3 separate regions of the Homo sapiens genome follow, and regions 2 and 3 are each linked to region 1. The links are chromatin loops, found by intact Hi-C in ENCODE. Cell type or tissue: Caco-2. All regions are shown on one strand. Links, peaks and the distances in the headings refer to the core of each region. The heading gives the core; the rest is flanking DNA. Region 1 holds the start of LINC02815 (long intergenic non-protein coding RNA 2815). Region 2 has its middle 43 kb from the start of RHOU. Region 3 has its middle 71 kb from the start of RHOU.

Region 1 (11,002 bases), core at 1,965-9,964:
CTTGAAGCCCTTCTCAGCATTAAGTTATCTTATCCTTCAAAACAGGTAGATAGAGCTGGGTACAGTAGCTCAGGCCTGTCATCCCAGTGATTTGCGAGGCAGAGGCAGGAAGATCACTTGAGCCCAGGAGTTGGAGGCCAGCCTGGGGACATAGCAAGACCTCATCTCTAAGAAAATTAAAAAACGTAGCTGGGCATGGTGGCACATGCCTATAGTCCCAGCTATTTAGCAGGCTTAGGCAGGAGGATCGCTGGAATCAGTGAGCCATGACTGCACTGTTGCACTCCAGCCTAGATGACAGAGTGAGACTCAACTCAAAAAAAAAAAAAAAAAAAAAAAAGAAAGAAAAAGAAAGGAGATGGGTTTTCTCTGGATGAGTGTGCTGGGGTGGTTCCACTGTGGCATGCAGGACTGTGGCTCAGGGTTTCTCTCCTGCCCTCTTTGATGCCTGGGGCCTGTGCCAAGTCACCTTGACCCATTTTAACCAGCAGCTTGGGTTAAAGTTCTTAATGACCAGGAGATATATATATATATATTTATGTATTGCATTTTATAAATGCTTTAAATACAGTCATAAAAAATAAGCTTCAAATTTACAAAAACCAAGACAGTTAAAGCTGATGGGATGGGAGTTATATTTCCATGTTCAAAATGCTAACTTAACAAAAAATTTCCTTTAGATTCATTTAACTACCTAAATGTTTGCAATGTGGTTATGTTTCTAAAATTGGAATTAGGTCGGGTGTGGTGGCTCATATCTGTAATCCCAGCACTTTGGGGAGGCCGAGGTGGGCAGACCACCTGAGGTCAGGAGTTCGAGACCAGACTGGCCAAGGTGGTGAAACTCCATCTTACTAAAAATACAAAAATTGGCTGGGCGTAATGGTGGGCGCCTATAATCCCAGCTACTGGGGAAGCTGAGGCAGGGAGAATTGCTTGAACCTGGGAGGTGGAGGTTGCAGTGAGCCGAGAGAGATCATGCCATTGCACTCCAGCCTGGGTGATCTCAAAAAAAAAAAAAAAAAAAAAAAAAAAAAAGGGGGAATTAAGTTTTTATTCAAGTGGGTTTTATTAGATGTAATTTATCTGGCATCAAACTCTTGTATAAATACTAGCATAGCCAGCCCAGATCTTTCCAAACTATGTTGTGTGCAACAGTAGCACCCTGAGATGTTATTGAGGCATTCTTCAAAAAAAAAAAAATGTAATATAACCAGAGCACTTGTGAAACAATGAGTCAAAAAAAGTTAAATACTTAATTTTTTTTTTTTTTTTACTGCAGGACTCCCTCTAAGATTCTAATATGCTAAATAATATATATTTGTATTAGGTATCTATTGTTATGTAACAAATTATCCCAAAACTTTGTGGCTAAAAACAACAATAAATATTGATACCACTCACAGTTTCTGTGGGTCAGGAGTGTGTGAGCAGCTTGGTTGGGTTGTTCAGGCTCATGGTCTTTCCTGAGGTTGCAGTTGAGATGTTGGCTGGCACTGTATTATCTGAAGGCTGGTCTAGGGCTGGAGGATCCACTTTCAAAATGCCAGGCTTTTTGGTGGGAGCCCTAAGCTCTTTTCTGTGGGCCTCTCTTGACAGGGCTGCTTGAGGATCCTCATGGTATGCAGGCCAGCCTCTCCCAGAGAACAAGGCAGAAGCTGCAATGCCCCACAGGAGGGAGACTTGGAAGTCAGACATCATCGCCCCTGCCATACGGTCTTAGTCCATTTGTGTTGCTATAAAGGAATACCTGAGGCTGGGAAATTTATAACAAGAAGAGGTTTATTTGGCTTGTGGTTCTGCAGGCTCCACAGGATGGTGCCAGCATCTGCTTCTGGTGAGGGCCTCAGATGTTTCCATTCATGGAGAAGGTGAAGGGGAACAGGCATCATATGGCCAGAGAGGAAGCAAGAGAGAGGAGGAGGAACCAGTTTCCATGGGAACAAGAGTGAGAGTTCACTCACTCTGTGAAAATGGCACCGAGCCATGAGGGATCCATCCCGGTGACCCAAACACCTCCCACCAGGGCCCACCTCCAACACTGGGGAGTCAAATTTCAACACGAGATTTGGAGGGGATAAGTATTCAAACAGTATCACATAATCTGTCAGTCACACTTACCAGCCCTGAATTGATGTGAGAAGGGGACCCTACAAGGGTGTGAAGACACAGAGGCAAGATCTTTGGGGGCCACCTGGAGGCTGGCTATCATGACATCGTTCAGCCTTAAGTAGAGGTTATGATGTAATTTTCCCCAAACTCACTTTACCTCAGATTGTCACAAAATCCCTTTGTTTTCCAATTAATGAGTATTCCTGGTATGTGTTGACCTCCACTGTTCCAGCCCAGGTTGCTCAATTCAACCTGTAGCTTGGGGTGAGCCACTGCCTACTGCCCTGCATGGTGTCAGGAGACTCCTTTGTATCATGGTGTGTGTGTGTGCATGTGTGGGGTGTGTGGAGTGCACGGTGCAGGCTGGCGAGGGATGAGAGCTCTGGGGGCACAGCCTGAGGGCAAGGAGCTCCTAAGCCCTTAAACTGCACCCTCCAGGGGTCCCTTTCCTCACTGCAGGGCTGCGTTAGTATCCACCCTGGACCACTCTCTCCCTCATGGTCACTGAGTACCCTAGAGTTGGAGCTTCTCTCCACTTCTTGGTTTCTTCCTCGCCTTCAGCCACTTTGCGCCTGGGTCCACCACTTCTCCTTCATATGAAAGCTGTCTTCCTGGCTTTTTTTTTTTTTTTTTCATAAGAAGCTATGGTGGTCAAATAAGAAAGAACTTTTAGAACAGGATTCTAAAGCCTGGTGTGGTGGCACATACTTGTAATCTCAGCACTTTGGGAGATTGAGGCAGAAGGACTGATTGAGGCCAGGAGTTTGAGACTGTCTGGGCAACATAGTGAGATCCCCATCGCTACAAAATACTTCAAAGTTAGCTGGATGTGATGTGCACACCTGTAGTCCCAGCTGCTTGGGAGGCCGAGGCAGGAGAATTCCTTGAGCCCAGGAGTCGAGGTTGCAGTGAACAACAGAGCAAGGCCAAAAAACAGCCAGAAAACAGCAGCAAAAACCCCCCAGGATTCTGAGTTGTTCATGGCAAAGGAAGTTAGTTCTTCCTTCTTTGCTGTCAGGAAGGCTCTCCCCACAAACACAACTGCCTGGTCAGCACTTCTTGGGGAAGGTCTTTCTTTCTCCCTGCCCATCCCAGAATGGGTTAAATCTAAGGCAGGAAAAACGAGACAAAAAGGACTGGCGTTTTCACATTGAGTTAGGTTGAGTATTGCCCTTCTACCCTGGAACATTGCTTTGATCACAGGCCTGTCTGTGTGCATCCCCTCCTTGGGCAGAACTGCAGCCTTCTGAGTAATCAAGCTTCTCTGAAGTGCTCTTACCCTCATCCCAAGAAATCATGTCTTTCCTGCTTCACTTTAGCAGTGACCTTCCCACCACTGACGTGTACCTTTTATAACTGCAATTGTCTTGCGTATTTCTGCTCTAAACTTGGATCAGCCATGTGCCTGCTGCCCCTGTCCTAGAGCAAGTGTGAGGTCATTGAATGAGCATCTGAAACTGTGGCCCTGACGTATGGAGGCTGGCAGGCAGGGGTCCTGAAGCAGTTGGGCCGAGGGGCTGGAAATGTGGCATGCCAACTCCTTGTTTTTCCAGGAACTTGCAGAGTGCGTAGGGGAAGGCCCATAAACTGCTCAGTATTGCAAGTTACCCCACGCTAGAATGGGGAAGAAAATACAACTACATTATTGCGGTCATCACTGAGCACGTGAGGTGGTGGTGAGTGAGCATCTTTGCAAAGCAGAGCCAGGCAGGCAGGGTTAGAGTCTCTTTCTCCCTCTCTCTCTCGGATGATTTACGTTTCCATCCACCTCACTTAACGTGGCCTCCTGGGCAAAGCTTACTCATTTGCAGATGTCTTTTTCCTTGTATCATTTCCTTCCTTCTCTAAAGAGCAGATTTCCATCTGGGTGTCTGGTAAGAGGGAAAAGGGAAAATAGTTCCTGGACTGGGTGGTTTTGGAAGTTAAGAGCTCCCTCCTCTATATTGTCAATCTTCAGACCTAAAGGACATCACTCTTCTCCCTTCACACAATTGGTGATAAGCACCAGTGTTGTTATGACAAGGAAAAAAGGGTGGTTTCTAATTTTGGCAGAAAGAATGAAGACTGACCTTGTCAACAAAATGCTTATCAGGGAGTTTTAAACTCTTTTGTCAAAGATCTGACTTCCCAACTAGAGGGCTGCCCTCACCCTCCTCTAGTAAATCTGCTGATATTTTCACTTGTTGATACATTTTCCTAAAGTGCTGTGCCATGATTTTCCCCTTGATTGTCTCTTGGAGATACTTAGTATATTTTTCCTGAGTGAAGGATGAAACCCCTGAGGCCTGGAAGCAAGAGTTTAAGTAAATTACTCTAAAAGACTCTTCCCTGGCTTACTGTGGCCCACCGATGCCTCACCGCTGAAAGCAGCTTCCCATGAAACTCAGGGATGGTTGGATGGGAGACAACCAGAATGCCATCAGGCCACTCTGCTTCTGGAGCTCAGGCCGTAAAAGAAGAAGTGGTCTCACTGCTAGCCTGGGCAAATAGATTCCAGGGCATGGGAGGAGGCACATGACTTTCTGGTAGCCATACGAATTTTGGAATACAAGAGCATTCCAAAAAAAAAAAAGGAATATTCTTTATTCCAAAGCAAAACCAGTTGTTGGAACTGGTTTGCTCCCAGATTTTCAGAACAGCATCTACCCAGACCCCAGGTAGATGGTTGGAGGGGGTGGTTTGGGGCAGAGTGACTCCTGCATTACCTGAGTTACCTGGGCCAAGTGTACAGGTCTGCAGGCCACTAACCCCCAATCTAAGTTAGTGAAATGTCTTAAACCATCTGTGATCCCTTGCCAGAGCCACTGGGTGTCCAGGATACAGCTGCAGAGTGGCTTGTTGGGAAGGTTATGCCTGTCTCTTTATCTAGGTGGCATGCCCCATCTCTGGGTCCTGCCCCAACCCCTCACCCTGCCTGCCTTCTGCATCTGTCACTCTGTGTTATGGTTGTCTGTCTCCCTTACCACATGATAACTGGCTTTAGTGCAGGAAACCTGTGTGTGTTTATCTCTGTGTCCGTGGTGTTTAAAACAGAACCTGGCATCTGGTAGGAACCCAAAATATGTTCCCTGATAGAATGAGGGAACAAACCATTGTCCTGCAGCAGAAAAGCAGCAGGTGTCACTGTCCCCATGAACTCAGAAGGGTTCAGCCAGAGCTCTTCCTGAATTTTAGAAAGACCTGGGACCTGGTAGCAGGTCCATGTGCCGCATGGGATGAAGTCAGTAGGAGCTGGTGGGAGGCCGGAAGGAGGAGAAGGAGAGAAATAAACAGGGGTAGCAGAGAAGTCCTCAGTTCATCAGGAAAATCTTTATCCATGAGTTCAGTGAGCATTTCTTGTTTTCCTTGGAATTCCAGTTGTAATAAGATGCCGGCGAGTGTTGCAAGTGAGTGATTATTGAGGGTGGGTAAAGGCCTATTAGGGCTTCTCGCAGAAGCAGAAATTATTTCCTCCTGGCTGTCTATCCCAGTTTATCAATAAAACCAACAGTAGGAAGGTGGCTGCTGGGGTAGTGGGAGGCCCCAGGGGAAGCAGTCAGACCATTACTTGGCATAGTCAGGGCTATAGATGCTGGAATCGCTACTGAGCACTTGCCCCCAGTTGGTTCAAATCTTTTCTATGCAAGACTGTTTTTGCAGAGAAGGGAAACTGATAAGAAAAACAGCTCATATTAGGCATTTAGCAAATGAAGAAAGGAAGATGACTTCCAGGTCTCAGCTGATTCAAGATCACCTCTAACACCAGTGCCCGTTCTGCCCTGTTTTTAGGAGTGAAACTTCTTGGTTAAAAGAGATCTGATATTGTATCCTAACACAGAAAACAATGTATGTGGGGTTGCTCTGGCAGAGTGAGGGTAGGATCCAGAGACCCACCCTTGGCCTCAGTCCTCCTCCCTTACCGCCAGCCCCTCTAGCAGGCAGCTGACCCAGGAGCTCGGCTGGAGACCCACTGCCCAATCCTGCCCATTGGCCTCCCTCCCTCCAACTTTTCTTTTATTTTTATAGAGATGGATTCTTGCTATGTTGCCCAGACTGGTCTCAAACTCCTGGCCTCAAGCAGTCCTCCCACCTCGGCCTTCCAAAGTGTTAGGATTACAGGCATGAGCCATCGTGCCCAGCTAGAAATCTTTTCTTGTTAAACCAGTTAATGGGTACCTATGGTTCCTCAGTATTTTTCTTCATGTAGTCTGGTTAACAGACTTTTCCTCCTGTACTTCTCAGGCACTTTAAACTGAGCATGAAATGGTAAACCTACAACCTTGGGAAGACAGCACTTTTTCCAGGGCAGTTGCTATTTGGCTCTGGTTTTTAGAGCTGGGGGTGGAGGGTGGAGAGGAAGAGACTGACATTGAGGAAGAGACAGGAAACCATCGCGGATAGGAGACTTCTGATTGGCGCAGGCGGGTCCTCCAGGGAGCCATCGGCAGTAGGATGTACTTCCCCCTTCTCGGCGCCAACAAGGTCTGTAAATCTCTTTCTACCATGCTGTGTGTCAGCCACAGCCTTTTCTCCAGCAGTGGCTGTGTCATTGGGGATTCACAGAAATGCACACTCAGAGGAGCACAGAGCATTTAGCTTCCAGGACTGTCGTCATTTGTGCAGGTGCAGGACCACCAGCAGTCACACTGTGCTCCTGCTTTGACGATGTAGTGTGGTTATGAAGGAAAGTTCTGTACTTCCACAGCTGAATTCTGAGCTAAAACAATGGAGAACTTAACAGTTTCTTCAGCCAGCCTGACCCTAGACATAGAAGATGATCCTGACTAGATAGAGGACAGAGCCAGATGAAAAAGTGACATGCCTGGACAAACCAGGGCTGGGTCAGTGGCCGAAGGCCAAGGGGGATAACAGAAATAGGCTTGCAATGCAGTTTTGTATGTGCAGGGGCTGAAATTGAAGTGCAACTATAGTTCTCTATGTTTAGCCTAGTTGTTCAATAACTTGCTGAAATTTTATGCTATAATGTGAACTCAATTCTGTTCACCTTATCACAGTGTTACTTTGCAAAGTCATGAGTTAAGAGAAATTCCCCATGTGTGTTGGGAAATGAAAGCAACTGACTGACCATGGATCCCCCCTCATGTGTCCAATGGACAACTCCTTGGGCTTCCTGGGAGAGATGAACCCAGGGAGCAGTTCCAAGGACAAGAGGACTTTATTACACGGCAAGACTTTGGTGCTGGCCTCTTGTGCCATTCTCTGGAACTTTGCTAAATCACGTGGAACAGGAGGCCCTTCTTCAGCATAGACTCTACCAGTCCCGACAGCTTCCTTCCCTGCATCACTGGCAGATTTCTTTTGGGCTTCCCACAATGAGTGGAGGGGAAGAGGCTTAGATCCCCAACCTATAAAGACTAGAGACAGGAGGAGGGGCCAACACCAAGGGAGGGAATGAGGAGACAGTGTGTACCAGAGGCTGCCCTTTCTCAGCTTCCTGCACCTCTCCTTCCTCGTGGGTAAAAGGATGTCCACAGAGACTGATGTTCCAGCTTCTGTGTCTACTGTGGTGGGCGCTCCAGCACTGGGCATGGTTCTGAGGCCAAGCATTTTACAGCAACGCTGTTCCTTCTTGGAGGTAGGGTTCGTCCCAGGGGAGCAGCACATGCTTTTTTTTGTTGATGTTGTGTTATGGAGGGGAGGTCCCTGGCCCAGATGGACTCACCTGAGATTTCTCATCTTTGTCTCAGTGGTGTGGTTTGGTTGAACATGGTCCCTGTGGAATGGCCCAAACTGGAGACTATTGCTGCTTGGACATGCCACACCTATTTGTGCCCACAGAGGGCTCTGGGGGAGAAGGATTTCAATGACTTAGTAGCTGTCCTCATAGGTTCTTCCAATGCCCAAGGGCTCCCAAGGGCCCTCCATAGAAACTGCAGAATCCACAGGATCTGCTGGCCCTGGAGCTTGCGTACACTTGCTCAGACAGAGTGAGTGCAGAAGGCACCATTTACAGGCACGTCTTGTTTTATGGTGCTTTGCTTTATTGTGGTTGGTAGATACTGTGTTTTTTACAAACTGAAGGTTTGTGGCAACCCTGAGTTGAGCAAGTCTATTGGTGCTATTTTTCTAACAGCATGTGCTCACTTCATGTCTCTGTGTCACATTTTGGTGACTCTCCCAATATTTCAAAAGTTGTCATTATTTTTATGTCTGTTATGGTGCTCTGTGATCAGTGGTCTTTGAAGTTACTATTGTAATTGTTTCATGGCACCGCAAACCATGTCCATATAAGACAGGGAACTTAATCAACATGTATGTGTGTTCTGACTGCTCCACCCACCGGCCATTCCATCATCTCTCTTCCTTTCCTTGGGCCTCCCTATTCCCTGAGATACAACACAATTGAAATTAGGGCAATTAATAATTCTATTAATGGCTTCTAAGTGTTCAAGTGAATGGAAGTTGCACCTCTCTGACTTTAAATTAAAAGCTAGAAATAATGAAGCTTAGCACGTCAAAAGTCTAGAGAGGCCAAAAGCTAGGCCTCTTGTGCCAAACAGTCAGGCTGTGAATGTAAAGAAAAAGTTCTTCAAGGAAATTAAAAGTGCTACTCCAGTGAACATACAAATGATAAGAAAGCTGATACAAAGAGGTTTGAGTGGTTTAATAGAAGAGCAAATTAGCCACTACATTCCCTTAAGCCAAAACCTAACCCAGAACAAGGTCCCAACTCTCTTCAAATCTATGAAGCTGAAAGAGGTGAGGAAGCTGAAGAAGAAAAGATGGAAGCTAGCAGAGGTTGGCTCATGGGGTTTAAGGAAAGAAGACATCTTCATAACATGAAAGTACAGGGTGAAGCAGCAAGTGCTGATGTGGAAGCTGCAGCAGTTATTCAGAAGAACTAGCTAAGATATTTGATGAAGGTGGCTACACTAAACAGCATATTTTCAACATATATTAAACACCCTAATTGTATTAGAATAAAATGCCATCTAAAGTGTTCATTGCTATAGAGAAATCAATGTCTGGCTTCAGAGCTTCAAAGGACTGGCTGATTCTCTTGTTAGGGGCTATTGCAACTTGTGACTTTAAGTTGAAGCCAATGCTCATTTACCATTCTGGAAATCCTAGGGCCTTTAAACATCATGCAAAATTGACTCTGCCTATGCTCTATCAATGGAACAACAAAGCCTGGATGATAGCGTATCTGTTTACAGCGTGGTTTACTGAATATTTTAAGTCTACTGGTGAGACCTACTGCTCAGAAAAAAAGATTCCTTTCAAAATATTACAGTTCATTGGCAATATGCCTAGTCACCCAAGAGCTGATGGAGATGTTGTTTTCATGCCAACTAACATAATATTCATTCTGCAGCCCATGGATCAAGGAGTCATTTTGAACTTCAAGTCTTATTATTTAAGAAGTATAGTTTGTAAGGCAAAAGCTGACATAGATAATGACTGATTGATTGATATAGGCAAAGTAAACTGAAAACCTTCTGGAAGGGATTCAGCATTGTAGATGCCATTATGGACATTTGTTTTCACAGTTAAGACATATGAGAGAGAAAAAAAAGAACATTTGTGATTCATAGAAGGAAGTTAAAATATCAGCATTAACAGGAGTTTGGAAGAAGTTGATACCAATCCTCATGGATGACTTTGAGGCTTCAAGACTTTCATGGAGGAAGTAACTGCAGATGTGGAAATAGCAAGAGAACTAGAGTTAGAAGTAGAGACCAAAGATGTGATTGTATTCTTGCAATCTCATGATAAACGTTCAGTGGGTAAGGAGTTGCTTCTTATGCAGGAGCAAAGAAAGTGGTTTCTTGAGATGAAATCTACTCCCAGTGAAGATTCTGCGAACATTGTTGCAATTACAACAAAGGAATTAGAATATTATGTAAACTTAATTGATAAGGCAGCAGCAGGGTTTGAAAGGATTGGCTACAATTTTGGAAGAAGTTCTACTGTGAGTAAAGTGGTATCCAACAGCATCACATGCCACAGAGAACTCTTTCGCGAAAAGAAGAGTCAATCAAAGTGGCAACCTTCATTTTTGTCTTATTTTGAGAAATTGCCACAGCTACCCCAGCCTTCACTAACCACCACTCTAATCGGTCAGCAGCCATCAACATCCAGGCAAGACCCTCCACCAGCAAAAAAATTATGACTTCATCAACACCCAGGCAAGACCCTCCACCAGCAAAAAGATTATGACTCGCTGAAGGCTCAGATGACCATTAGCTTTTTTTTTTTTTTTTTTTTTTTTTGAGACAAAGTCTCGCTCTGTTGCCTAGGCTGGAGTGCAGGGGCATGATCTCGGCTCACTGCAACCTCTGCCTCCTGGGTTCAAGCAATTCTCTGCCTCAGCCTCCCGAGTAGCTGGGATTACAGGCGCCCACGATCACACCTGGCTAATTTTTTTGTATTCTTAGTAGAGACAAAGTTTCACCATCTTGACCAGGCTGGTCTTGAGCTCCTGACCTCATGATCCACCCACCTTGGCCTCCCAAAGTGCTGGGATTACAGGAGTGAGACACTGCACCCGGGTGATCATTAGCATTTTTTAGCAATAAAGTTTTTGTTGTTGTTATTTATTTTTTTAAGAGTCTAAGTCTTGCTCTGTCACCCAGGCTGGAGTGCAGTGGCATGATCATAGCTCACTGCAGCCTTGAACCTCTGGGCTCCCACCTCAGCTTCCTGAGTAGCTAGGACTATAGATGTGCACCACCACGCCTGGCTAATTTTTTTTTTTTTTTTTTTTTTTTTAAGAAACAGCATCTCACTATGTTGCCCAGTCTGTCTCCGACTCCTGGCCTCAAGCGATTCCCTCACTTCAGCTTCCAAATTGCTAGGATTACAGATGTGAGCCGCCACACCTAGGAAGCTTTTTCTAATTAAGATATTTACATTTTTTTAAGATGCAGTGCTACTGTACACTTAAGAG
Region 2 (11,002 bases), core at 1,016-9,015, 460 kb after region 1:
GAGAACAGTGACTACAGAGCTCTTCAAGGTTGTGGGTCTTCCCTCATCGGTGCATTTCTCAGCATCTTAGAGAAGGGGATGCCCTCTGGATTTGGGGACAAGGAGGCTGCCAGTCAGCACGATAAACCTATTTCAGCATTTTAATCTCTCCGTCCCTTAAATTCCTTCCTCTGCACTGCCCTAGAGAAGTCCTGGCAACTCGGCCTTACTGATTGTTGCCCAACACTATTGGTCAACCAAGCAAGCAGATGCTGGAAACGCTCTCTAAAAATCCAAACCACACATCACATCTGACTCCTGTGCTGGCTCCAGGCCAAGCTTTCCTCTGGGTCTCTGTGCTTGTCTCTTTGCAGAAAAGAAAACAAAAGGAATGAATATTCAGGGCGTTTGTGCCTTACACAAGATAAAATTTCATTACAGGATATGCAACTTGCCATTCCTGGGGGAGCTCTGAATCCTAAAGTAAATATGAAAGTTTTGACACATCTCTGTGTTTCAAGCAGTTGCCATGTCTCTTGAAAGACAAGAACATAGCATATTCAGCATGCAGAAGGCTGTCAAAACATTTGTTTTTATTACATCTAACTGTCCTGTGTTTTCAGTAATACTGGTGGCCTGGCAATGTGATCCTGAGCCAACTAGGATCATCAAACCATCTAGTCAGATCTGGTGGGAGCACTGACACCAGGAATATGTAGACCTCGGAATTCAAACTTCAGGGGGACTTTTACTCTCTCATGTCTTAAGGTTTATTATTTCTTATATGCCAACTTTCTTTACTTATTAATCTCATCAATAATGTCAGTCATTGCTTTTGGCATACTGTGGGAATGATCAAAGATATACCCATGACCAGGCATGGTGGCTCATTCCTGTAATCCCAGCACTTTGGCAGGTCGAGGCGGGTGGATCGCTTGAGCCTCGGAGTTCGAGACCAGCCTGAGCACACAGTGAAACCCCACCTCTACAAAATACACAAAAATTAGCCAGGCATGGTGGTGCATGTCTGTAGTCCCAGCTACTAGGGAGGCTGAGATGGGAGGAACGCTTGAGCCCTGAGAGGTCAAGGCTGCACTGAGCTGTGATAGCACCACTGCACTCCAGCCTGGGTGACAGAGCAAGACTCTGTCTCAAAAAACAAAAAGAAAGATATCTAAAAGCACTTGGTTAGACAATAAACTACTAAGAGGAGAAATAAATAAGTTCTTAAACATAAACAAATAATACCTTACAAAGCACCTTCCTTCCAAGGAGACAAAAAAAGCAATAGAAATTTTATCAGTTATCTCAACCATCATGATTCAGCTGTTCTGCTAATGAATAAGAAATGGAAAAAAAAAACCCTCAAGATTTAATATTTGGAAATCTCTACTGAGTGTGAGTAAATTTCTTCTACTTCTCCTTGGATGTAAAGCAGCCTCAGAGTAAATGTTTCTAAGGGACTTCGTTTTGTTTTTTTTTTTTAATTGTATACCTTTCATATACATAAAATAATGCAGAAAAAATAGAGGGGAAAGAGAAAAGCAGGGAAAACATTTATCCAAATTCTAACAAAACTACTATTAGTTTGTTCAAAACAGGCTTTCTTTACTCTCTATTTTCCTAAATTTCAAATTGTGATACTGTTAAATATTAACATATATTTGGTTTATATACCATCTCTTGGCATATAATTCGTAAAATCCTTAGATTCTCCAAAGTGATGTGTCTTTTTATGCTAATGAGTTGACTGATGGCTGGCAGCCCCTAGGCAGCTTCAGGACTGGTCACCTGAAAGATCAAGGCAGGATTAGAGGGCTGGTACTCTCAGCGCCATCCCCCAATCTCCAGGGAGGGAAGAGGGGCTGAAGGTTGAGTTGGTCATCATTGGCCAAGGGTTTAATCAATCACGCCCACATAATGAATCCTCCATAAAAACCCAAAGGACTGGGTTCAGAGAGTTCCAGGATAGCCAAACAAATACATGGAGGGTGACTCACCCTGGAAATGCATGAAAGCTCTGCCCCTTCCGTCATACCTGCACCCCCTTCACACCCTTTCATTTGTATCCTTTGTAATATTCTTTATAATGAACCTGTAAACTGAGTTCTGTGAGCCACGCTAGCAAATTAACCAAACTCAAGGAGGAAGTGGTGGAACCCCAAGTCATAGAAACACAGGTGAAGCAACCTGGGGCTTGTGGTTGACATTGAAAGTGGGGGGCAGTCTTGTGTGACTGAGCCCTCAATCTGAGGTTGAGGGATTTGATGCTATCTCCAGGTACTACCAGAATTGAATTGGAGGATACCCAGATGGTGTCCACTACAGAATTGATTGTTTGCTGGTATGTGAGAGATTGGTCCCAGAAGTCTTCTGTGTTGATTATTGTGGGATGAGATCAGAGAAAAAAACAGTTTGTGTTTTTACTAGGCAAAAACGCTTACTCTTAGCTGGGCACAGTGACTCACATCTGTAATCCCAGCAGTTTGAGAAGCTGAGGTGGGTGGATCGCTTGAGCTCAGGAGTTTGAGACCAACCTGGGCAACATACCAAAACCCCATCTCTACCAAAAATACAAAAATTAATCGGGTGTGGTAGTGCATGCCTGTGGTTTCAGCTACATGGGAGGCTGATGTGGGAGGATCATTTGAGCCTGGGAGGCGGAGGTTGCAGAGAGCAGAGATCCCGCCACTGCACTACAGCCTGGATGATAAAGTGATACCTTGTCTCAAAATAAATAAATAAATAAAACCTATTCATTATCATTTATATTCCTCCTATTGTTTCTATACATGATCTTGGAGGTGTAAAATAATTATCATAATGTTGTACTTAATAAGTAAGACACCTAGAGGCAGAAATACCATTTGATCCAGCAATCCCATTACGAGGTATGTACCCAAAAGAATATAAATCAAAAGATAAATGCATGCGTATATTCACTGCAGCACTGTTCACAATAGCAAAGACATGGACTCAACCTAACTGCCCATCAATGATAGATTGGATAAAGAAAATGTGGTACATATGTACCATAGAATACTATGCAGCCATAAAAAGGAATGAGATCATGTCCTTTGCAGGGATGTGAATGGAGTTGGAAGCCATTATACTCAGCAAAGTAATGCAGGAACAGAAAACCAAACACTGCATGTTCTTACTTATAAGTGGGAGCCGAATGAGAACACATGGACTCCTGTGGGGGAACAACACAAGCTGGGGCCTATTGAGGGGAGGGGAGGGAGAGCATCAGGAAGAATAGCTAATGGATTCCGGGCAAAATACCTAAGTGATGGGATGACCTGTGCAGCAAACCACCATGGCACACGTTTACCTATGTAACAAACCTGCATATCCTGCACATGGACCCCAGAATTAAAATAAAAGTTGAAGAAAAAAATAAGCAAGACTAAAAACAGGCCACTATTCTAACCATAACACAGATTAGAAATAAAATGATCTCTGTATCTGCATATTATGTCTGGAAATCTTAGTTTTGTTATTAAATGTAACCGTATCCACTCCAATTGCTGAAAAACAATGTGTGCAAGTCACCTAGCTACAAAGAAATAATATTGCTCTGAGCTGTAACAATAGCTGATTAAATACTTTATGGAAAGAAATGTCTGTCCTGGACAACTCAAATGGGTATGGAGTGATGGAAAAAAAACACTGAACTGCAAATTTTGAGATCTGGTTCTGGCACTGTCTAGAATTAAGATCTTATTTAAGCCAATTTGTAGAACATGGACAATCTCTATAAAAGTCAAATCTTTGATAGAAAAGTTTGTTCTTTCTAGCTCTAAAATATTATTCTAATGCTTTAATTTCATTCATCACCTGTTATTGGGTAAAAAAGAATACTACCTTGGTTAATAGTTAATGTTAACTTTAAAAATCATCTTCTTTTAGCTTCACAGTTGTCAGTTAGCTTAAAATTATTAACATGAGGTGCCGGGAGCGGTGGCTCATGCCTGTAATCCCAGCACTTTGGGAGGCCAAGGAGGGCCGATCATGAGGTCAGGAGTTGGAGACCAGCCTGGCCAATACGGTGAAAGCCCGTCTCTACTGAAAATACAAAAAATTAGCCGGCCGTGGTGGCGCGTGCCTGTAGTCCCAGCTACTCGGGAGACTGAGGCAGAAGAATCGCTTGAACCCGGGAGGCAGAGGTTGCAGTGAGCTGAGATCACGCCACTGTGCTCCAGCCTAGGCAATAGCGGGAGACTCTGTGTCAAAAAAAAAAATTATTAACCTGAGGTAATGATGGGACTTCTATATTTCAGCTGGGTGTCAATGTCTTTTTCCTTGAATGTGTGTTAATATCTTCCTTTACCACACTTCAAATAGTTTGCATCCTATCTGAGGATCAAAGATAAAACTTTGAAGTGCTTTATCAGCCTGGAAACCTATTGTGAGGGCACGTAGGCAGCAGTCAGTTCACGCTGTAACTCTGCTATGTCACCTCAAGTGGCTGGAATCAGGTGTCAGCAACACAAATTGCAAATAAAAAACACCTTGCCTTGTACCTATTTTCACAACATTTATTCTTATTGAAAAACCTTTATTTATTGTTTTCTTTCTCTTTTTAAGTTATAGGTTAATAACCCATAGGATTATTACCGAAGAGAATACTTGTTTATCTTGTTAAACTTTCCCTTTGAAAAGGCCCTTGTTGTACCCTTCTTAATGAAAACCAAGACTCACAGTACGGTTTTGGGCATCTGCTCAGTGTGTATGGTGGGTGTCCCTGCAAAGCAATATATAAATCTAATTTTCATAAATGCAATTTTATATAATAATATATTGGGGAGCTTGATAGTTTAAAGGAGGTCTTTAGTAACAACTTTATCAACAACTGTTTTGTTATGTAAATCCCCATTTCCTAATTGCTTTATTTGAAGTTTTGATTTTTAATGATACTAGATTTTCTTAAATCTAGTATCCATAGGGCACATCCATAAACGTTGTAAAAAATGATTTCAGGACTAGACCTGGTGGCTCATGTCTGTAATCCCAACACTTTGGGAGGCCAAGGTGGGAGGATGGCTTGAGCCCAGTTCAAGACCAGGCTGGGTAACATAGCAAGATCCTGTCTTAATTTTAAAATATTTTTAAAAAAATTTTAGAATCGCCAGAAAAGAAAAACAAACAAAAAACAGAAAAGTAGCATCTGAAACACAAGAAAGGGAAGTCCATCTATCTCTAATCTCTGTGGCCAAGTAAGTTCTTCACTCAGCACAGAGCAGGGACAGGTATGTGGCAAGTGTCAAGGCAGAGGGTCTTCTGTGATCTTTTAATGGCAATACAGTTGGGCCAGGGCATGGTGGCAAATAAGAATAATATGAAGAAAACTAGAAAATAAAAGATTTCATAAAGTCTTTGGGCAGTTTTAAAATGTTTAATCTGTAATAATGATCATTGAAAGATGATATTTTAGAAGAATGTATACATTTCATTAAAACACACATTGGATTTTCTGCTCCAAGTATCTGTTGGCTCTAATTCTACTCATCTTCCAGTCTTGGGTTTTCAGTGCTCACCTGACACCAGGATCTGAATTTAAAATATCTTGGGCACCACCTTGTGGTCCAATTGTTCTACCCTTTGTAAAAGTGCTTATGCAAGCTATTTACTCATTACTTCGTACATAATTACAGCCTAAAGTATTTATGGTTAAAAGCAACCACTGCATTTTTGAAGGTCTCATGCAGTCAAAGAGGAAGTTCATGATTGCATTTAGTCTGTACTTAATGGATACTCTAAGTCTAATCATTCCCAAGTACAATAAACTTTGGATAATATGATTAAATACTTCTGCCATGATTCTTTTAACCTTCATATTGACTTTGTTAACGTTTGAAACGGTTGCCTTGGTGAGAGGGGATAGCAGAAACTAGATTTATAGCTGTACTGTTTGGGTCAAATTTTACCCACTGTTCTTAGATACTGAGGATTAAGGATGAAAAATTATAGCCTGCAAAACTTATGTCCACACAAAATCTGTACATAGATATTCATAGAAGCTTTATTCATAATTGCCAAAACTTGGAAATTACTAAGATGTCCTTCAGTAGGTGAATGGATAAGTAAACTGTGGTACATCCTGAATATCATTCATCACTAAAAGGAAATAAGCTATTGAGCCTCTACAAGACATGAAGAACCTTAAATGCATGAAAGAAGCCAATCTGAAAAGGCCACACACTATAAGATTCCAAGTATATGCTATTCTGAAAAAGACAAAACTATGGAAACAATAAAAAGATCAGTGGTTGCCAGGAGTTGGAGGGAGGGAGGGAGGGAGGGAGGGATGAGTGAGTGGAGCACAGATGACTTTTAGGCCAGTGAAACTCCTCTGTGTGATACCGTAGTGGTGGAAACATGTCCTTACACATTTGTCAAAACCCATAAAATGTACAACACTAAGAGTGAACCTTAATGTAAACTACAGACTGGTGATAATGATGTGTCAATATAGATTTATTGATTGTAACAAACGTACTACTCTGTAGGAAATGCTGATAGTGAGGGAGGCCTGGAAAGAGGATATGGGAACTCTCTGCATTTTCTGTTCAATTTTCTGGGAACCTAAAGAGGTTTTGAAAAATAAAGTCTATTTAAAAAAAAAAAAATTATAAGCTGAATCCTCGCAGTTAATTTAGCTTCTTTCACAACCAAACTTTTACAAGTAACTGAGTTAAGTCGTTTCCTCCCTAATTTGAAGGCACTATTAATGACAACATAAAAGCACAAAACACAGTACTTAAGCACTATGTGATACACTCTTTTAAAACTAATCTTCCACCATGCACGGAGGCTCACGCCTGTAATCTCAGCACTTTGGGAGGCCGAGGAGGTCAGATCATGAGGTCAAGAGTTCGAGACCAGCCTGCCCAACATGGTGAAACCGCGTCTCTACTAAAAGTAAAAAAATTAGCCAGGCTATGTGGTGGGCGCCTGTAATCTCAGCTGCTCGGGAGACTGAGGCAGAAGAATCGCTTGAAATCAGAAGGCAAAGGTTTCAGTGAGCCGAGATCACGCCACTGCACTCCAGCCTGGGCAAAAGAGCAAAACTCCATCTCAAAAAAAACCAAACAGCCGGGCCTGGTGGCTCACGCCTGTAATCCCAGCACTTTGGGAGGCCAAGGCGGGCGGATCAGCTGAGGTCAGGAGTTCGAGACCAGCCTCAATATGGAGAAACCCCGTCTCTACTAAAAATACAAAATTAGCCAGGCGTGGTGGTGCATGCCTGTAATCCCAGCTACTCAGGAGGCTGAGGCAGGAGAATTGCTTGAACCTGGGAGGCGGAGGTTGCGGTGAGCCGAGATCATGCCATTGCACTCCAGCCTGGGAAACAAGAGCAAAACTCCATCTCAAAGAGAAAAAAAAAAAACAAACAAACTAATCTTCAGCATTTGGTCTCTCAAGTTGCCCACTTGGCCCTCTTTCAAGTGTACCTTCCTTCCTTTTCTTCCTTTCCTTACTTCTCTAAAGCTTTTTAATAAACTTTCACTCCTGCTCTAAAAAACAAAAACAAACAAACAAACAAAACAAATCTTTTAAATAAAAATCAGTCTGATCAAAGAAAATTACAGCAAGTAGTACAGAGAGGTAGCTCTTTAACACTTAGTAAATGTCTTAAGTGTATTGTTTGGGGGAAAGGACACATTGAAACAGCGTTAAGAATTGATTCTGCGTGCTCCAATTACATTTTTTTTAAATTCCGGTTTCAGGCACACTGGAAAGTGTGGGAAGAGAAAGTTCTTGCTGAAATTTTGATTAAATTTTCAGTCTCAGGAGACTGACCCAAACATTTCATGGTTCACAGATGGCTTATAACAGTGGTTCCCAACATTTTTGTTGCCAGGGACCAGTTTCGTGGAAGACAATTTTTCCACGAACTAGGGGTGGTAGGGATGGTTTCGGTATGAAACTGTTCCATCTCAGATCATCAGGCATTAGTTAGATTATCATTAAGAGCCAGCACCCTAGATCCCTCACATGCACAGTTCACAATAGGGTTTGAGCTCCTGTGAGACTAATATCACTGCTGATCTGACAGGAGGCGGAGCTCAGGTGGTAATGCTCACCCACTGCTCACCTCCGGCTATGCAGCCTGGTTGCTAACAGACCACAGACCAGCACCTGTCTGCAGCCCAGGAGTTGGGGACCCCTGGCTTAAAACAAAGTAGTCAAGTGATTGCATATTCATTTGTAGCCCTGAAATGACAACAAAATAGAGCAGCACTACAGTCAGCAGACAGTTTCCATAGGGATCAACAGGCAGATTCAGCTTGATTACAGCTACTGATGTCATGGAAGTATCATGTCCCAATCGCGTTTCTCACTGCTGACTTTATTACACATTTGCTGGGCCCTATCTGGATCCAGAAGTTCCAATGGCCTTTGGATTTACCCTTTCACATTGTCTGGCTTCTACTACAGATTACATATGACCTCTTTTGTTTGACTCTTCGGCTTCTTCGAGGGTTGGGTCTGACAAACTCAGGGTCCTTTGCCTCTCATGTTGGAATAAGATGGAAAAAACCTACAAAAGCTAGAAGATAGTGGGAAGAGAAGCTCCAAATGTGTGGGTTATTCAGGGATGAGGGAGACGGAAGTGAGGGAAAAGCAGCTTCTGAAGGGACTGTTCAGGCGGAGAAGGAGGAGAGGTCAGTGGTGCCTCTTCCCAAAGTCACTTTAAAATTACTGTCCATTCTGTCTCCCTAGAGCCTCTTCAAAGTGCCACCTTTACTGCTGCCAGTCTCATCTCACACACCCATATGTAGCTTTATATTTGTTTCTCTGTTTGAAAATCAGAAGGGAGGCTGAGGTCTTTGGACACACTCAGCTAAACTGACAAATCCAGCTGACCTGCAAGGACCACAGTGACACTGAGAGAATTCTACCTGCGCTGGTGACCTGTTCATTCTGCTTGACCAGGGAAGCAGAGAAAAGCACCATTTTGGACAAATACTGAAAGGCAGTACCAATCCTGGGACTTCTTGGTGTTTTGTACATAACTTTTGGTATCAGCACACACAGCACTTTACAACTGGCCATGGCCAGGCTCAGCAGAACTAATTCATGAGCCTGGGCTAGAACACAAATCAGCAGGAAGGTTTGCAGGAAAGGCACGATTCCCCACACTGGGTGGACTCCCTTGTTTAAGTGACAGCAGGCAGACATGGGAGGAATGGAAGGAGGGGTTAAATAATAGAGCACGATGCTAAGGAGGTCAAAATGGGAGATTTGCAACCCAAATGCCCTGGAAATCTGCTCCATTCTATGGCTGCAGTCCACATTTCTCAGTCCATAGGCTGCCAACTCACAAATGTCTGCTGTTCTTCACACATGAAAGAGGCAGTGGAAGGATTCGGGGGAAACCTGTGTCAGCTACAGAGAAAAAATTCATGTTCATGTCCTTTAGACAGCAGCTTAACAACATTAACAACATGGCCTTCTTCAAAAGGCAGTGGGAGGCATGAGTGGAGAGCTGTAACAGGTTAGGGTTGGTTCCAGCTACAGTTCCAGAAAACCCCAAGTCACAATAGCTCATCTTCATGGAGCATGTACTGTTAACCAGGCACTGTCCTAGACACCTGGGACCCATCCGTGAACAACAAACAAACAAACAAACAAAATCCTTGCTCTTGTACAGCTCACATTTTGTGGGGTGAGGGTGGGGTGGAAACAATACTCAAATGAAAGGAAGGAAGAAAGGAAGGAAGGGAGGGAGGGAGGGAGGGAGGAAGGACAGAAGGAAGGAAGGGACAGAGGGAGGGAGATGGAGCAGAGGAGGGAGAGGGGGAGAACAATATGTTAGAAAGGGATAACTCTTGGTGACCAGGGAAGTCACTCCCACGGCTATGTGGAAATTAGCCTGAGGCTTAGCTTTCATTATCACTGTCCCCCAGGGTGTGCTTGTCTAAGAGGTATTCCGCCGAGCCAGATTCGGGCGCTCCCATCTTGCACAAGTTGGTCACGTGCTCACCCAATTCTTTGATGGCTTTCACCTGCTTATTCAGGTAATGTGTCTCAATGAAGTCACACAAATGGGGGTCATTTTTGTCAGTGGCCAGTTTGTGCAGTTCCAGTAGTGACTGATTCACACTTTTTTCCAAATGTAATGCACACTCCATCGCATTCAGCCCGCTCTCCCAGTCATCACAGTCTGGTTTCTTGATATCCTGAAGGAAGATTCGGCCACCTCGTTGGTTCTGCAGCTTCATCAGTTTCTCAGCATGTTCCCTCTCCTCATGAGATTGGTGAAGAAAGTATTTGGCAAAGTTCTTCAAGGCAGTGCATGCATGTTGGGGTTTCCTTTACCTTTTCTATAAGTTGTACCAAAACATCCACTTAAGTTCGTTGATTTGTACCATTCCTTCAAATAAAGAAATTTGGTAACCAAAAAAAAAAGAAAGGGATAACTCTTGGGAACTGGGGAATAGAGAGAAGAGTACAGAGGGGAGGGACAGTCACGCTGAGGTGGGTGAGCACTCCCGCAAGTCTGGGTGGAGGCAGTGCCGGTCAGTGGAGCGGGCCAGTGAAGCCCACAGGTGCTTTCAGAGGAGTAAACAATTGTTCACTCAAATAGTGGAAAATGAGTTTTGTGTACTCTATCCCCTACTAGTCAGCTCACTATAATTTTTTATAATTCCTTAAATTCTCCCTTGCCGGCCAGGCACGGTGGCTCACGCATGTAATCCTAGCACTTTGGGAGGCTGAGAAGGGTGAATCACCTAAGGTCAGGAGTTCGAGACCAGCCTGGCCAACATGGTGAAATCCCCTCTCTACTAAAAATACAAAAATCAGCTAGATGTGGTGGTACACACCTGTAATCCCAGCTATTGGGAGGCTGAGGCAGGAGAATCACTTGAACCCTGGAAGCGGAGGTTGCAGTGAGCCAAGATCACGCCACTGCACTCCAGCCTGAGAGACAGAGGAAGACTCCCTCTCAAAAAAAAATTCTCCCTTGCTTTTTGGTTGGGATTATCAAGGCTTTAAAAGTTAGGAATTTAAC
Region 3 (11,002 bases), core at 1,862-9,861, 490 kb after region 1:
CGAAGAGGCCCCTAATCTAGCTCTGCTGAGGAAAGGGGGTGGCCTTAATGATTATCTGGGCTGGGCCACATTTTTGACAAGGATCTGTTCTCAGGTTTTAACTGACATTTAAGTTAAAATAAATGGATCTGTTCTCACTTCTTCAGAGAGGTCTTTCCTGACCCCCAACCCCATCTAAATCAGCCCCACAAGATTCTAATTCATCCTCTTTACTGCTCTTACCAGTACTGCCGTTAACTTACCTACTTACTATTCTGCATGAGATTCTTAGTAGCAGCAACTTTATTTATCCCATTGCCAAGAGCAAGGCCAGGCCCACCATAAGGGCTTGATGTTTAACCCACTTGACTGGCTACTGTGTATGAGCCTGGAGGTTTTCAAAAGCAACTAGTTATCTGAACTTCATGTTTATATTCTTGTGGTCGTTCTTTAATCACTATCTCAGCACCCTTATGATTTTCAGTTTGAAGTGCACCAAAGAACAAACTGCATCCTTTAAGCATCACTATGACTTTGAGAGAATTCTGGGCAGAAATGCACTTCACAATGAAGTAGCTAAAATGATATTAATTTTTAGGAAATTATACTCTTCTCCATACTAAACGGTCATGCCATTATTATCAGGTTCAGAAAAAGTACCCGTAAGGTAGACATGACACACCATAGGTCTAAGAATTAGGAGACTACATCTAAGTTAAAATTTTACTCAAGCAAGTTAAGGCCTTTTAGTTCTATTCCAATAACATTTCATAAGTTCTTAACCAGCGACATGGCTTAATAAAAGCTCATGGATTACCTCAGTCCTTCAGTTATAGCCTGCAGAAAAAACATTCTTAGGTTTAGCTGTGCTGGCTCTCAGAAGAAAAAATTAGGAGGTGAGAGCTTTTATTTTCCAAGTTAAACATTCCATCCAAAAAAGCACAGAGGCTGTAATGCAAGAAACATGAACCACCAAGACTGTGTTGCTGGCCCAGGCTCAGCATCACCCAGGCAATGCCTGAGGCCTGGAGGAAGCTGAGAAGTGATGACTAGTGGAGGGAGGAAGCAGCTTGTCCAACTCCTGTGATGAAACCACCAGTAAGAACCACACTGCAAATGTTTCAGCAGCCCTAGGACCCTGCTAGCAGGAACAGCCAGGGGTTGGGGGACTGGGTTCTTGTGGTGTTCCTTGTAGAAGTTCAAGTCCAGTGTACTACCTAACTCCTGTTTTTACAAGCCTAGAGAAAACACCTGTTGCCTGCCCAATCCCTGTTGTCAAGTTTCACACAAACATGGCATTGCCCTGCTTAGTGCCCTCCAGGGACACCCACTTCCTACATCGGGGGAATCTCAGACACCATCAAGGCCCATCCTGCCCCTTTTCATTCAGGCCACCATCTGTCCCTGACTTGCCTGATTCTGCAGCTGGCCTGGGTTCCTGGGATTCCCCAACCTTGTCATGTCTGCGATAGGACAGAAAGTCAGAAGAGGAGAAAAGTGACACTATGCCAGAACAGGCAGCTAGTCTGCTGGCTCAAGCCTTCCAGGTAGGCCTGAAAGGACAGCAGGGAGGTCAAAGTTAGATCAGAAATGAGCAACCTAGAGGCCTGCAGGTGGTAGCAGGGCTGGGCGAGCAGCCAGACACAGCTGTCGAGATGGTGTATTTTATCGATTCTAAGACAAAGCTCTTTTTATAATTTAGTGCCTGTGAAATCAGGATGTGTCTCACAACTAATGACATCTTAGCACTGTGTTATTGCTACTATGATCTGTTTCTGCCCACAGAACACTTCTGATGCCAAATGTGTGTGGTGGTTTGCCCTCACCGACCATTTCTCCGACACCAGCTAAGTGTTCTACAATTGAACTCTGGCACTATCTACCAAGAGTTAGCTTGAAACTCACAGGTTAAAGGCTTGGTCCCACAAGACAGCCCCCACTTCACATGCCAATCGCAATTTGGGGCCATCCATCCTTCTCATCAACTGGCTATAAATTGGGGATTTCCACAACCCTCTTTTTAGGTTGGATATTTGCTAGAAGAGCACACAGAACTCAGCATTTTACTTACATTTACCAGTCCATTACAAAGGATACACATGAACAGCCATGTGCAAAGGTATATACAGCAAGGTCCAGAAGATGCTCAAGCACAGATGCTTCTGTCCCAGTGGAGCTGGGGTGTGGCATCCTCCCAGCAAGTGGATGCGTCCACTAACCTGGAAGCTGTTCAACCCCATTGCTTTGGGGTCTTATGGAGCTTCCATTACATAGGTATGATTGATTAAATCATCGGCCATTGGTGAGTAACCCTCTAATCACTCTGGCAACCAGGTCCCATCCTAAAGCTATCTTGGCAACCACCAGGAGTTATCTCATCAGCATAAACTCATGTACAGTTGAAGAGGCTTACTATAAATAACAAAAGACTATCACTCAGGAAATTCCACCAGTTTTAGAAGCTCTGTGCCAGGAACCTGGACCAAAGACCAAACCTTTATTTTTTATTATATGACAATATCACAATTATGGTTTTTATTGTATCATTTTTAAATAATACAATAAAAAAATCTTGGTGAGTCAAGTATGACTCTAGTTCTACTCCAGTAACTTTTCATAAGTTCTTAACCAGAGATATGGCTGTATTTATCACTTTATTGCTTTATTTAAAAATAGTATTGATCAAAGGTAACATCAAATGTAGTCATTGAAAACATGGGTCGATTTCCCAGAATCAAGTCCAACATGGAGGGATAAATGGAGATACAGGCCAGAGAGAGGCCTGGAGTCAGAAACTAGAAGAACAAGGTGAGAGAGGGGCTCCCACAGGCCAAGCAACTGTGAAGTTCCCAGCATCCTACATCCCCGACTGCTTCTGGCGTGGATGCAAGTGTGTTTAAGATTCAATGCCTCTGCACCTTTTCCCCTCCAGCATCTGCCTCCTCGTGTCTAAGTTTGCCTTTCAAAACTCTGTCAACATGTTAGTTCCTTGAGCTCTTCCTGGATGCCACCAGGCAGTTACTGATCCCTCCCTCTGGGCTTCCACTGTTCTTTAAACATCTGTAACATGTTTTGTGATTATTGATTTATTTTTATGTCTTCTGTTATTTAACCACTTGCTCCAAGGATGGGGTCAGTCTCTGAATCCCAGCACTGGAGCAGTGTCCAGAAAAGAAGAAGCACTTCCTTGTTGGTTAAATGAACCTATTTAGGTGTTAAAACATATCTCTCAGGTGAACTGATAGCAAGCTCATGACAGAAGTTTATTTCACCCTGACTACAAGGAAAGCTATTTCCAACAGAGCCAGCTCAGATTTCCTTCTGTTAGAGAGCTTTCGATAGTTAAAAAATAATAATAATAACAGACAAGTGAGGCTAAATTGCCTTGCTAGATGAGGCACAAGAAAGGTAATGTTTTGCGCTAAAAGTCACTATGCAAATCTCAGACCCTGGGTCAGCCACCTGAGTTACATTCCACAAAACTAGGTGGGGAAATCTCTGGGAGGGCTTTTCTAGTCTCGTTACATTCCATGAGGGAATTGCTGTAACATTTTACAGGAAATGCTGGATATTTATCCAAAAGCACAATAAATTTTGCTCCAGCCTACTTTTTCTCTGGTTTTAGTCCTACTTAGTACCCAAGTAGCCTGAGTCTTGTGGAATGGGGACTTTCAAGTCTTCAGTCACAGGGGTGCACATTCCCTGCTGGCTTCCAAACAGGGGCTGCCACACCACCCTGAGCAAGAATACTCTTACACTGGAGGCTAGGAAGGATAGGAAGGGAGGGATAGGGAGAGATTTGTTAAAGGATACAAAAAAACAGATAGGTAAGGGGAATTAGTTCTAGTGTTCTATATCACTGTAGGATGACTATAGTTAACAATAATATATTATATAGTTTCAAACAGTGAGAAAGAGGATATTGAATGTTCCCAACACAAAGAAATGATAAACCTTTGAAATGATGAATACACTGATTACCATGATCTGATCACCAGATATTATTTGTATCAAAACATCACTAGGTACCTCATGACTATGTACAACAACTATTTGTCAATTAGGAAAAAATAAAATAAATTTTTAACAAAGAATGCTCTTAGACCAGGCACGGTGGCTCACACCTGTAATCCTAGCACTTGGAAAGGCTAAGGTGGATGGATCACTTGAAGTCAGGAGTTCGATACCAGACTGGCCAACATGGTGAAACCCTGTTTCTACTAAAAATACAAAAAAATTAGCCAGGCATGGTGGTGCACGCCTGCAATCCTAGCTACTTGGGAGGCTCAGGTGGGGGGATCACTTGAACCCGGGAGGCAGAGGTTGCAGTGAGCCGAGATCACACCACTGCACTCCAGCCTTGGTGAGAGCAAGGTTCTGTCAAAAAAAAAAGAACACTTCTAGATGCTGGGGTGAAGAAGGCTTTTGTCCATCTTGTGTTAATTATGACCTTTTTATTCTGTATTTTTGATGCTTTGACATCTTGGGGCCTTGCTGACCCTGGAGGGACTGCTTTCTCCCAGGGTAGAAGGTATTACTATTTGAACCACTAGACTGAGTCAAAATGATCTGTCCTCACCAATGTGGATAGGCATTATTCTTCCAATTCCTTGAAGGTCTCAACAGAACAAAAAGACAGGGGAAGGACAAATTTGCTCTTTATTCTGGAGCTAGGACATCCAACTTCTGCTCTCTGACATCAGAACTGCAGGTTCTCAATCCTGGGACTCTGGGACTCATATTAGTGTTCCCCATCCCACTCTACTCAAAGATATATTACTGTCCCCACTCCACTCAAAGATATATTACTGTTCCCCACTCCACTCTACCAAAGATACCTGATTTGAGTCACTCAGAAGACTAGGTAGGGGTTTATTGAGGGAGCTGGCAACCCATCCCCGACATGTGTGACCCAGCCAGAACCAGAGCAGTAGGAGCCTCACTGCCTTCACCCTAGTGCTGCCACGTAGAGCAGCTAGAGCCTCTCCTGTGGACTCAAGCCTGACAGTGGGAGTTCCCTTGGGAAGGTAGGATCACCTTCACCTCTTTATCTTGGTTTCTTTATCGGTACAATGGAAATGGTAATAATAGTACCTAAATCTTGGGGTTATCATAAAGATTAAAGTAATTAAAGCATGTGAAGTGCTTAGACCATGCCTAGTGCATAGCAGGCACTTTATAATCATTTACTTCAATAAAAACATAGGTCCTGGAGCCAAAGGCTTGACCTTAATTGATATGTGAACCAGGTAAAAGTCACTTAGCCATTCTGAGTTTCAGTTTTCTTATTTGTAAAATGAAAATAAAATAGTACCTATCTTGAAGGGTTTTCATGAAGATTAAATAAGCTAATAGGAAGAAATCACCATAACAGCCTGGCACCACAAATGTTAGTTAATAAAGCTTGGCAAGCCGGGCACGGTGGCTCACACCTGTAATCCCAGCACTTTGGGAGGCCGAGGCGGATGGATCACCTGAGGTCGGTGGATCACCTGAGGTCAGGATTTCGAGACCAAAATGGCCAACATGGTGAAACCCCATCTCTACCAAAATACAAAAAATTAGCCGGTCATGGTGGCAGGCGCCTGTAAACCCAGCTACTCGGGAGGCTGAAGCAGAAGAATTGCTTGAACCTGGGAGACGGAGGTTGCAATGAGCTGAGATTGCGCCATTGCACTCCAGCCTGGGCAACAAGGACAAACCTCTGTCTCAAAATCAATCAATCTTGGCAATGAACACGGGTTCCTCCTGGCAAAGGTTTTGGCTCTGTGGGGTAATGCTGCCCTCTGCCGGACAATTTGGTTTCTTGCTTTGTTTGTTTTAATAAACTGTTGGGTTTTTTCCCAAAGTCCCACCCCACCTAGCAAAAAGGTTAACATTCTTCATAAAGATTATTTTCTCAGAATACGTTTCTGAGAAAATGAGTACAAACATGATTTGTTGATTCGCTATCCGCAAATGGCTTTCCTCATTTGAGGAACAAATGAGCCACTTGGAAGCTTACTTGGGCTGCAATTTTATTTCCAATTTTATCTTTATGAAGAAATCCAGGCCGAGCGCAGCGGCTCACACCTGTAATCCCAACACTTTGGGAGGCCGAGGAGGGCCGATGCCCAGGAGTTCGAGACCAGCCTGGGAAATATGGAGAAACCTCGCCTCTACAAAAACTACAAAAAATTAGCCGAGCCTGGTGGCACACATCTGTAGTCCCAGCTACTCGGTAGGCTGAAGTGGGAGATCACGCGAGCCCGAGAGGTCAAGACTGCAGTGAGCCGTGATAGTGCCACTGCTCTCCAGCCTGGGCGACAGAAGATAAGAAAAGAAGAGAAGGGAAGAGAAAAAAAGGAGAGGGGAGAGGAGGGGAGGGGAGGGGAGGGGAGGGAAGGGGAGGGGAGGGGAGGGGAGAAGAAAAAGAAATCCAGCTATGTTGGCCGGGCGTGGCGGCTCGCGCCTGTAATCCCAGCACTTTGAGAGGCCAAGGCGGGTGGATCACTTGAGGTCAGGAGTTCGGGACCAGCCTGGCCAACATGGTGAAGCCCCGTCTCTACTAAAAATACAAAAATTAGCCAGGTATGGTGTCGCGCGCGCGTAATCCCAGCTACGTGGGAGGCTGAGGCAGGAGAATCGCTTGATCTCGGGAGGCGGAGGTTGCAGTGAGTTGAGATCATGCCACTGCACCCCAGCCTGGGGGACAGAGTGAAATTCCGTCTCAAAAAAAAAAAAAAAAAAAAAAAAAGAAAAGAAAAGAAAAGAAAAGAAAAACAGAAAAGAAAAATAAAAATAAAGAAAAATAATGTCAGCTATGTGTTGAGATATTGCTGCTTAATTTTTTTTAACTTTTCTTTTTTCTTCTTAAACTCAATAGTAAGAATATGCTTAACTTTTCCGATTTTCCTTATTATTGCTTTCCTATGAGTTGAGAATATTGTGATAAGTGCCTAGTCTGGTAATTTGCACACACATTGTATTCTCTTGTTACAGTTACAGTGTGATAAAATAAATAAATGAAAAGTCATAGCATGGCAAAAAGTATAGCACTTGAAACACTGTAGTGTGCTAGTTGCCTCACTGTGGTTTGTGATGTGTCTAAAGCAAGGGGAAATAATGAGAACACCACACAAGGTCTCTGTCCAGACTATTCAACTCTGATCTTTGAATCACAAAAGCAGCCGTAAGATACATAAATGAATGAGTGCAACTGCGCTGTCATAAAACTTTATTCATAACTGTTGAAATTTGAATTTCACATAATTTTCAAATACTACAAAATATCATTCTTTTTATTTTTCTCAATTGTTCACAAAAGTTAAAACCATATACAAAAACAGGCAGCTGACAATTTGGGCACAGAATCTGTAGTTGTGGACCTCTGGTCTAGAGTCATCCACCAAGAGCAGCCAGATCCCGAGGGGACAGAATGGTGATTTAAACAGAAATATCATGGGGACACTATTGCTGCATTCTTTAGACCCTTGAGGGTGTCACTTATCTCTGCCATTCCCCTTGATGCAGCATTTTGTCTTGTTCTCTCTTGACTAGGGATATAGTTTTTTTAATGTGCAGAACATGCAGATTGGTTATATAGGTATACATGTGCCATGTTGGTTTGCTGCATCCATTAGCTCGTCATTTACATTAGGTATTTCTCCTAATGCTATCCCTCCCCCAGCCCCCCACCCTACAACAGGACCCAGTGTGTGGTGTTCCCTGCCCTGTGTCCAACTGTTCTCATTGTTCAGTTCCCACCTATGAGTGAGAACATGCAGTGTTTGGTTTTCTGTCCTCGTGATAGTTTGCTCAGAATGATGGTTTACAGCTTCATCCATGTCCCTGCAAAAGACATGAACTCATCCTTTTTTGTGGCAGCATAGTATTCCATGGTGTATATGTGCCACATTTTCTTAACCCAGTCTATCATTGATGGACATTTGGGTTGGTTCCAAGTCTTTGCTATTGTGAATAGTGCTGCAAATAAACACTCGCGTGCATTTGTCTTAATAGTAGCATGATTTATAATCCTTTGGGTATATACCCAGTAATGGGATCGCTGGGTCAAATGGTATTTCTAGTTCTAGATCCTTGAGGAATCGCCACACTGTCTTCCACAATGGTTGAGCTAGTTTACACTCCCACCAACAGTGTAAAAGTGTTCCTATTTCTCCACATCCTCTCCAGCACCTGTTGTTTCATGACTTTTTAATGATCACCATTCTAACTGGTGTGAGATGATATCTCATTGTGGTTTTGATTTGCATTTCTCTGATGACCAGTGATGATGAGCATTTTTTCATGTGTCTTTTGGCTGCATAAATGTCTTCTTTTGAGAAGTGTCTGTTCATATACTTTGTCCACTTTTTGATGGGTTTGTTTGTTTTTTTCTTGTAAATTTGTTTAAGTTCTCTGTAGATTCTGGATATTAGTCCTTTGTCAGATGGGTAGATTGCAAAAATTTTCTCCCATTCTGTAGATTACCTGTTCACTCTGATGGTAGTTTCTTTGGCTGTGCAGAAGCTCTTTAATTTATTTAGACCCCATTTGTCAATTTTGGCTTTTGTTGCCATTGCTTTTGGTGTTTCAGTCATGACGTCCTTGCCCATGCCTATGTCCTGAATGGTATTGCCTAGGTTTTCTTCTAGGGTTTTTATGGTTTTAGGCCTAATGTTTAAGTCTTGAATCCATCTTGAATTAATTTTTGTATAAGGTGTAAGGAAGTGATCCAGTTTCAGCTTTCTACATATGGCTAGCCAGTTTTCCCAGCACCATTTATTAAATAGGGAATCCTTTTCCCAGTTATTGTTTTTGCCAGGTTTGTCAAAGATCAGATGGTTGTAGGTGTGTGGTGTTATTTCTGAGGGCTCTGTTCTGTTCCATTGGTCTATATCTCTGTTTTGGGACCAGTACCATGCTGTTTGGTTACTGTAGCCTTGTAGTATAGTTTGAAGTCAGGTAGCGTGATGCCTCCAGCTTTGTTCTTTTTGCTTAAGATTGTCTTGGCAATGAGGGCTCTTTTTTGGTTCCATGAACTTTAAAGTAGTTTTTTCCAATTCTGTTAAATCATTGGTAGCTTGATGGGGATGGCATTGAATCTATAAATTACCTTGGGCAGTACGGCCATTTTCATGATATTGATGCTTCCTATCCATGAGCATGGAATGTTCTTCCATTTGTTTGTCTCCTCCTTTATTTTGTTGAGCAGTAGTTTGTAGTTCTCCTTGAAGAGGTCCTTCACATCCCTTGTAAGTTGGATTCCTAGGTATTTTATTCTCTTTGTAGCAACTGTGAATGGGAGTTCACTCATGATTTGGCTCTCTGTTTGTCTGTTATTGGTGTATAGGAATGCTTGTGATTTTTTGCACATTGATTTTGTATCCTGAAACTTTGCTGAAGTTGCTTATCAGCTTAAGGAGATTTTTTTTTTTTTTTTTTTTGAGACAGAGTTTCGCTCTTGTTGCCCAGGCTGGAGTACAATGGTGCAATATCAGCTCACCGCAACCTCTGCCTCCTGGGTTCAAGCAATTCTCCTGCCTCAGCCTCCTGACTAGCTGGGATTACAGGCATGCACCACCACACCTGGCTAATTTTGTATTTTTAGTAGAGATGGGGTTTCTCCATGTTGGTTAGGTTGGTCTCAAACTCCCAACCTCAGGTAATCCACCCACCTCGGCCTCCTAAAATGCTAGGATTACAGGTGTGAGCCACCGCACCCAGGCAGACTAGGGGTATAGTTTTAGGCTTCTGCTTGGCTTTCCTTTTCTATGATGAATTTCACCTCACAGTCCTAGGGTATGGTGAGGATTTTTATACATCAATCTTCATATGGGATATTATTCTACAGTTTTTTCTTGTAAAATCTTTGTCTTGCTTTGGTATCAGGGCAATTGTAGCCTCATAGAATGAGTTAGGGAGTACTCCCTCCTCTTCAAGTTTTTGGAAGGGATTAAGAAGGATTAATATTAGTTATCTAAATATTTGATAGAAAAGTCAAGTCCAAGGCTTTTTTTTTTTTTATTTTTTTCGGTCAGGAGATTTTTGGTTACTGATTCAGTCTCCTTACTAGTTACTAGTCTATTCAGATTTTCAATTTCTTCATGATTCAGTCTTGGTAGGGTTCATATTCCTAGGAATTTGTCCATTTCATCCAGGTTATCCAATATGTTGGTGTACAATTGTTCTTAGCACTCTCTTACAATCCTATTCATTTATTTATTTGAGACAGGGTCTCATCTGTCACCCAGGCTGGAGCACAGTGGTGTGATCTAGGCTCACTACAACCTCCACCTCCCAGGTTCAAGTGATCCTCCTACCTCAGCCTCCTGAGTAGCTGGGACAACAGGCTTTTGCCACCAAGATGGGCTGATTTTTCTTTTTCTTTCTTTCTTGTTTTTTTTTTTTTTTGTTTTTTTTTTGTAGAGACCAGGTTTTACCATGTTTCCCAGGCTAGTCTTGAACTCCTGAGCTCAAGTGATCCACCTGCCTGAGCCTCCCGAGTAGCTGGGATTACAGGCGCCTGCCACCACACCCGGCTACGTTTTTTGTATTTTTAGTAGAGATGGTTTCACCATGTTGGCCAGGCTAGTCTCGAACTCCTGACCTCAAGTGATCCGCCTGCCTTGGCCTCCCAAAGTGCTGGGATTACAGGTGTGAGCCACTTCACCCTGCCAATCCTTTTCATTTTGACTGGATCAGATAGTAATGTCCCCAATTCCATTTCTGATTTTAGTAATTTGAGTCTTCTCTCTTTTTTTCTTAGTCAGTCTATAAAGTTTGTCAATTTTATCTTTAAAAAAAAACCAGCTTTTGGTTTTGTTGATTTTCTCCTTTTTTTTTAATGCTCTGTTTTATTTATTTCTGAAATAATCTTTATTTCCTTCCTTCTGCTAGTGTTGGGTTTAATTTTTTTCTTTTCTAGTTGCCTAAATTGTAAATTTAGGTTGCTAATTTGAGATCTTTTTGGTGTTTTTTGTTTTGTTTTGTTTTGTTTTTGAGATGGAGTTTCACTCTTGTTGCCCAGGCTGGAGTGCAA

Evidence for each region. A loop is a pair of places that touch in the nucleus more often than their neighbours do. Peaks named below come from ENCODE experiments on the same cell type or tissue, not always from the same donor. Only the 100,000 strongest peaks of a DNase experiment are listed, where the experiment ranks them.
Region 2: it touches region 1 in a loop (17-fold over the local background); 20 of 110 quality-filtered maps call a loop at or near these places.
Region 3: a loop joins it to region 1, with 28 times the contacts of the local background. A loop is called at or near these places in 25 of 110 quality-filtered maps.

What each region holds. Positions count from the first base shown.
Region 1 is chr1:229,151,255-229,162,256 of GRCh38, reverse strand. It overlaps LINC02815 (long intergenic non-protein coding RNA 2815), which reads left to right and starts at 7,532. Exons shown (of 5, transcript NR_186727.1): 1 at 7,532-7,687. RefSeq lists enhancers at 1-100, 1,993-2,493. In Caco-2, for the core only: a CTCF peak has its summit at 5,229; a DNase peak (open chromatin) is centred at 5,253.
Region 2 is chr1:228,686,695-228,697,696 of GRCh38, reverse strand. It overlaps a transcript of RHOU not described here and the pseudogene FTH1P2. Among named protein-coding and RNA genes, the nearest start is that of RHOU, 43 kb to the left of the region's middle. In Caco-2, for the core only: a CTCF peak has its summit at 5,576 (motif pointing left); no DNase peak of the experiment used is centred there.
Region 3 is chr1:228,659,339-228,670,340 of GRCh38, reverse strand. It overlaps a transcript of RHOU not described here. Among named protein-coding and RNA genes, the nearest start is that of RHOU, 71 kb to the left of the region's middle. In Caco-2, for the core only: a CTCF peak has its summit at 5,768 (motif pointing left); a DNase peak (open chromatin) is centred at 5,740.